2 separate regions of the Mus musculus genome follow, and region 1 is linked to region 2. The links are chromatin loops, found by intact Hi-C in ENCODE. Cell type or tissue: left cerebral cortex. All regions are shown on one strand. Region 1 overlaps Pnpla1 (patatin-like phospholipase domain containing 1). Region 2 overlaps Brpf3 (bromodomain and PHD finger containing, 3).

The links. Peaks named below come from ENCODE experiments on the same cell type or tissue, not always from the same donor. Only the 100,000 strongest peaks of a DNase experiment are listed, where the experiment ranks them.
Region 1: it touches region 2 in a loop (2.5-fold over the local background); 5 of 42 quality-filtered maps call a loop at or near these places.

Annotation. Positions count from the first base shown.
Region 1 is chr17:28,878,613-28,881,112 of GRCm38, reverse strand. Pnpla1 (patatin-like phospholipase domain containing 1) reads right to left here. Exons shown (of 10, transcript NM_001034885.3): 5 at 1,617-1,677; 6 at 1-177. Among named protein-coding and RNA genes, the nearest start is that of Pnpla1, 21 kb to the right of the region's middle. In left cerebral cortex, a CTCF peak has its summit at 1,093 (motif pointing left); DNase peaks (open chromatin) are centred at 1,085 and 1,907; H3K27ac peaks cover 331 bases.
Region 2 is chr17:28,826,902-28,829,401 of GRCm38, reverse strand. It overlaps Brpf3 (bromodomain and PHD finger containing, 3), which reads right to left. Exons shown (of 13, transcript NM_001081315.1): 10 at 961-1,058. Among named protein-coding and RNA genes, the nearest start is that of Gm35883, 4.7 kb to the right of the region's middle. In left cerebral cortex, a CTCF peak has its summit at 1,470; DNase peaks (open chromatin) are centred at 1,388 and 2,270; H3K27ac peaks cover 1,548 bases.

The sequences.
Region 1 (2,500 bases), 52 kb before region 2:
TTTTGGGAGACCCCTGTGCATGGGTTTGTGAGGAGTCTGCTGGGCTTCTCCTCAGGGCTGGCAGGTTCTGCAGACTCGGAGGTGGGGGCTCATGGCCAAGGGCGACCTCTATCTGGCAGTATACTTCAACCCTCGGGAAAATCACTCTCTTGCTGGGAGAGTCAAGGTACGCTGCATCTAAGAGAAACAAGCCACACACAGCAGCGCATCAGATCTGATGTGCACATAGTGTAGTATGGGTGTGTCTGCAAAATCTACATAAATATGATACATGATGGGCACAGCGTGGCCCCAGAACTTGGGAGCTAGGCAAGAAGATTGTAAGGACAGAGATCAGATCGTAGGGGTGAGGGGTGTTGGCGAAGGTTGGGGGGGACCATAAAGGAGCTCCAGGAGCTCCGTTTTTTTGTTTGTTTGTTTGTTTTTCAGACAAGATCTTATGTAGCCCAGGCTAGCCTGGCCTTAAATTTACTACATAGCCAAGGATGACCTTGAACTTCTATTCCTCCTGATCCCACCCCTCCCCCACATTCCCAGTGCTGGGATTACCTCATGCACTACCCTGCTAGGTTTATGAAGTGCTGGAAATTAAACACAGGTCTTCATGCATGCTAGGTAAGTACTCTAATCGAGTCCCGGTCCCAGCCTCTGAAGAAAGACCCAGATGATAGATTATGCATGTATGGGAGGACCTTGTCGGAAAGAGTGCGGGCGAGGCCTGCTGGGCACAGCTGGGAGCAGACTGGCATCGGTCAGCCTCCCCTTTCCCACGCCAGGGAGGCAGGTGGGGCTAACGGCTTCCTAGCTGTAGGAGTAGCTGGGTGTATGAGAGCTTTTGCAAGAGAGGGAGGAGAGACGGGATGAGGATGAGATTGAGGGGTCCAGGGCGGCTTCATCCTGTGTGTGATGAGTGCCTCCCCTCCCCCCTCAACCAAGCAGAGAGCATTCTGACTGCTTTCAAGTGGCAGGTGGGACCGATAGTATGGCTTTGGGTACCAGTAGCTCCTGAACCTGTGCCAGTAGAAAAATCCAAGAAGCCTGGCGGGAGGGAGGGACTCCTGCACGTGAGCTGGCGCCAACGAGCTGGCGCCACCTGGCGGACGACGCGAGCATCACAAGGAGCCCGGGAAGAACCTGGGCTTCCTTTGCATTGAGACAGGAACCCGAGGGTGTAGTTAAGCGGTGTCCCAGATGCAGAGGGTGTGTGTGTATGTGCCTGTCTGGGGAAACAGAGTCGCCTCCAAAATTTACGTATCAAATTATAACATCTTCCCAACCTCAAGTTCCTCACCTTGTCTCGAAAAACAAAAACAAGCCAGGAGGTGGTGGCACACGCCTTTAATCCCAGCACTTGGGAGGCAGAGGCAGGTGGATTTCTGAGTTCAAGGCCAGCCTGGTCTACAAAGTGAGTTCTAGGACAGCCAGGGCTACACAGAGAAACCCTGTCTCAAAAGACTAAAACATATTTTATATATACTTTTTTTCACGGTCTTGGGCAGTGTGGGCTGCTAGGTCTCTGTCCTTCTGTCCAGCTTTCTTGGCTACAGCTTTGGGACACTGTCCTCTACCCACCCCTGCCACACTCCTTGCCCCGCCCCTAGGCTCCAGGTACTCACTCAGTCTCCGCAGGTATGAGACAGCATCATTGTATCCCCGATAGTAATATTCCTGCAGAATCTAAATGGTAACAGAGGAATATAAATGGATGCTGTAGCCACCAAGAGAGCCAGCGTCCCACCATAGACACTATAAATAGACACTCCCCATATCCTCTCTTCCCAGAACCATATCAGCAAGCCCTGGGCTATACCTCCTATCCCCCACAATCTGCCCAGGAGAGCTGGGAAGCAATTGCTAACACAGTACGGGTGGGCGTGTCAGCGTGCCAGTCACCTGTTCCCAGAGTATCACCAGCCTCCACTGTGGGAGTTGGTGGGAGTTTCTGGGGAATCAGAGACCACACATCTGGGTCCTAAGTACAGAGCTTGGTGTTTCAGTTCAAACCCCAGCACTACTCTTCATTGGCTGTGTAGCTGTAACTACCCACAGCCTCACTTTCTTCATCTGTCAAATGGGGACAGTGACAGTGTCTTTGCAGATGTCATGGGGATGGGTGTGTGAGAGCTATGTCCACAGAGCTTTTTTTGAGGGGGGGGCAAACTGGAAACATTTAAGTCTTTGCTGACCACTTATTCTGCTGTGTGATTTTGTTTGGACATAGGATGGCATGTAGCCCAGGCTAACCTCAAACTCCCTGTGGAGCTAAGGATGACCTTGAACTCCTGAACCTCCTGCCTCTACCTCCCCAGTACTGGGATTACAGTACTCGACTGTCTTCAGTTTGTGTGGTGCTGGGGAATCGAACCCAGGGCTTCATGTGTGCTAGGCAAGCATTCTACCAACTGAGCAACATTTTTAGCCCTGATTGTTTTTAGCAATCCTTTAAACATGGCAAAACCATGGGCCCTCTGAGGGGAGAGGCACAAGAGGAGGGGTCCAT
Region 2 (2,500 bases):
GCCTCCTGCGGCCCTGCCTTGCCTGCTTTTCTATCAGGCGAAACAGACATTCTCGACAGAGCCAGGTTATCAGTGACACATTACCACTGAGACGCTAGAGAGCAAAGCGAAGCAACAACAGCTAGAGCTACAAACACACGCTTCCTGCAACCTAACACTGCATGGGTGGGACGACCTGTGCAAGCAGATACTCATCACAGCACCAAGGAAGACACTTGAAATCTCTCCTGTGGAGGGCTTCAGTGAAACCAATGAAAAGTCCTCCCACACAGAGGGCCGCTGGGCAGGCTGGTGAAAGCAAAGGATTTCCAGGGTCTACCATGACCTAGAAGAAAGGAATGGGGGCCCTCTATACTTCTCTCAAACACACACACAGGTTTCAGGTTGAATATCCATTAAGTAATTCTGAAAAAACAACCACACAGTTAGCAGCCAATGTTCCAGTGGGGAATGCTGGCTTCCATTAGAGCTTCTGGATTTTCGGCCTCCATGGGCACATGTTAACTATTCAAACTGTGCTGGCTAGTGTTTTTGCTTTGATTTAGTTTTTATCAACCTAGACACGGGTCCTCTGGGACTATTGATTGAGTAAATGCTTCCATCACTGGCCTATGGCAAGTCAGTGGGCATCTTTTTAACAGAAGACTGATAAGGGAGGGCAGGACGCAGCCCATTGTGGCTGATGAGATCCCCGGGCTGGTGGTCCAGGACCATATAAGAAAGAACCCGAGCAAGCCACGGGGAGCAAGCCAGTAAGCAGCGTTCCTCCACGGCTCTGCTTCACAGTGGATGGACTGCAGGCTCTAAGTGAAGAGAACCCCTTCCCCTCAGGTTTGCTTTTACCATGATCACGATCACAGCAACATAAACTCAAAATACAACACAAGCTAAAGATGCGAGCAGCTTGGACGGCTTGCTCCTTGGAACATGTCTTCCCCAGCTCTGCCTCGATAGTCTCACCTGAGCCACTGTGGTCAGAGTCTCCATTCACACCTTCCAGGAAGGGCACACGAGACAGGGCTGGCTTCCCACGGCTGCGTTTGGGAGGCGTCAGGCCACTGCACACAGAGTAGAGGGTGAAGTGAGCAGTTTTTAGTTGGAACCAACCCACTCTTGCTTTTCCATGTCTAACAGACACGGAGCTACGAAAGCACAAAGGCAGAGACAAAGGCATCTCCATTTCCTTTGCAGGCCTACATGATATTAACCCATGGCGCATGTGACCTGCGAGTTCCTACCAGAAACCAGTCCATCCTTGTGGAGGGATTGCTGCCAGGCCGCAGAGGATGGTTTCATCCAGAGAGAAGGCCATGGGGCCGGGCGTGGTGTCGCATACCCTCTAATCACAGATCTACACCATGAGCCCAGCAAGAACAACAGCAACACGGGGAGGGTCAGTCACCCAGTCCCCTCAGCCTCTCAGGACAGGCTGCCACCAGGAGGCCCTCTCACCTCTGCAGGAATCTGCACTCTGTGCTTCACATTTCTTGAGGAGCCAATTTATTTTTGAGATCTGAAAATCTGCCTCTTTTCCAAATGTTCTATAACAGGCACATCTTTCCAGAATTAGCAAAGACATTTCTAAATTGAAAAATAGATCTACTTCTCACTTCCCAATGGTTTGTGAGTGAAGGTTTTCTTGGGTAGGCATAGAGTTTCCCCCCAACTAAAAAGGAAACGAGCTTCTTTCTGTAAACAAACCTACTGCAAAGAGGTAAAGTCCAGAGGATGAGGTGGGTCAGTGGATAACGGCACCTGATATCAGCAGTGAGTCTGATCCTTAGACACACATGGTAGGAGGGGACTAACTCCTACAGGTTGTCCTCTGACCTCCACAAGCATGGTGACACAGGTGAACACACATGCAAATGCAAAGGGGAAGTGCTGGGCATGGTGGCATATGCCTGTAATCCCAGCATTTGAGAAGCAGAAGTAGTCAGATCTCTGAGTTCGAGGCCAGCCTGGTCTACAGAGCAAGTTCCAGGACAGCCAGGGATACACAGAGAAACCCTGCCTCGAAAAAAAGAAAAAGAAATAAAGAAAGGAAGAAAGAAAGAAAGAGAGAGGAAGGGAAAGAGGGAGAGAGGGAAGGGAATATTATACAAAGGCAGGAAGAGCTGGACTGAGACCGCAGGAACGCTAGCATTAAAATAGTTCCTCATGCAGTTTTAACACACATTCAGAGCTGCGGGTTTCTGGGCAACAAATGATGTGGCTAGGAACGCCCATACTCATCAAACTTTAAGAACTACGATTGCTGACTACTGCTGCTGGGCATGGGCACACACTTTTTAATAGCAGTAGCAGGAAGGCAGAGGCAGAGGGATCTCTGATTCTTGAGGCTAGAGCAGTGGCTGAGCTACAAAGTAAGATGGTCTCAAAAATAAATAATATCACTGATCTGTAATTTCTCAACTAGAAGAAGTGGTTAAAAGATGAGTCAAATTTTTACAGAAAATCCAAGATGCAGCAAGGGCTGGGAATAGCTAGAGTGTGGAAC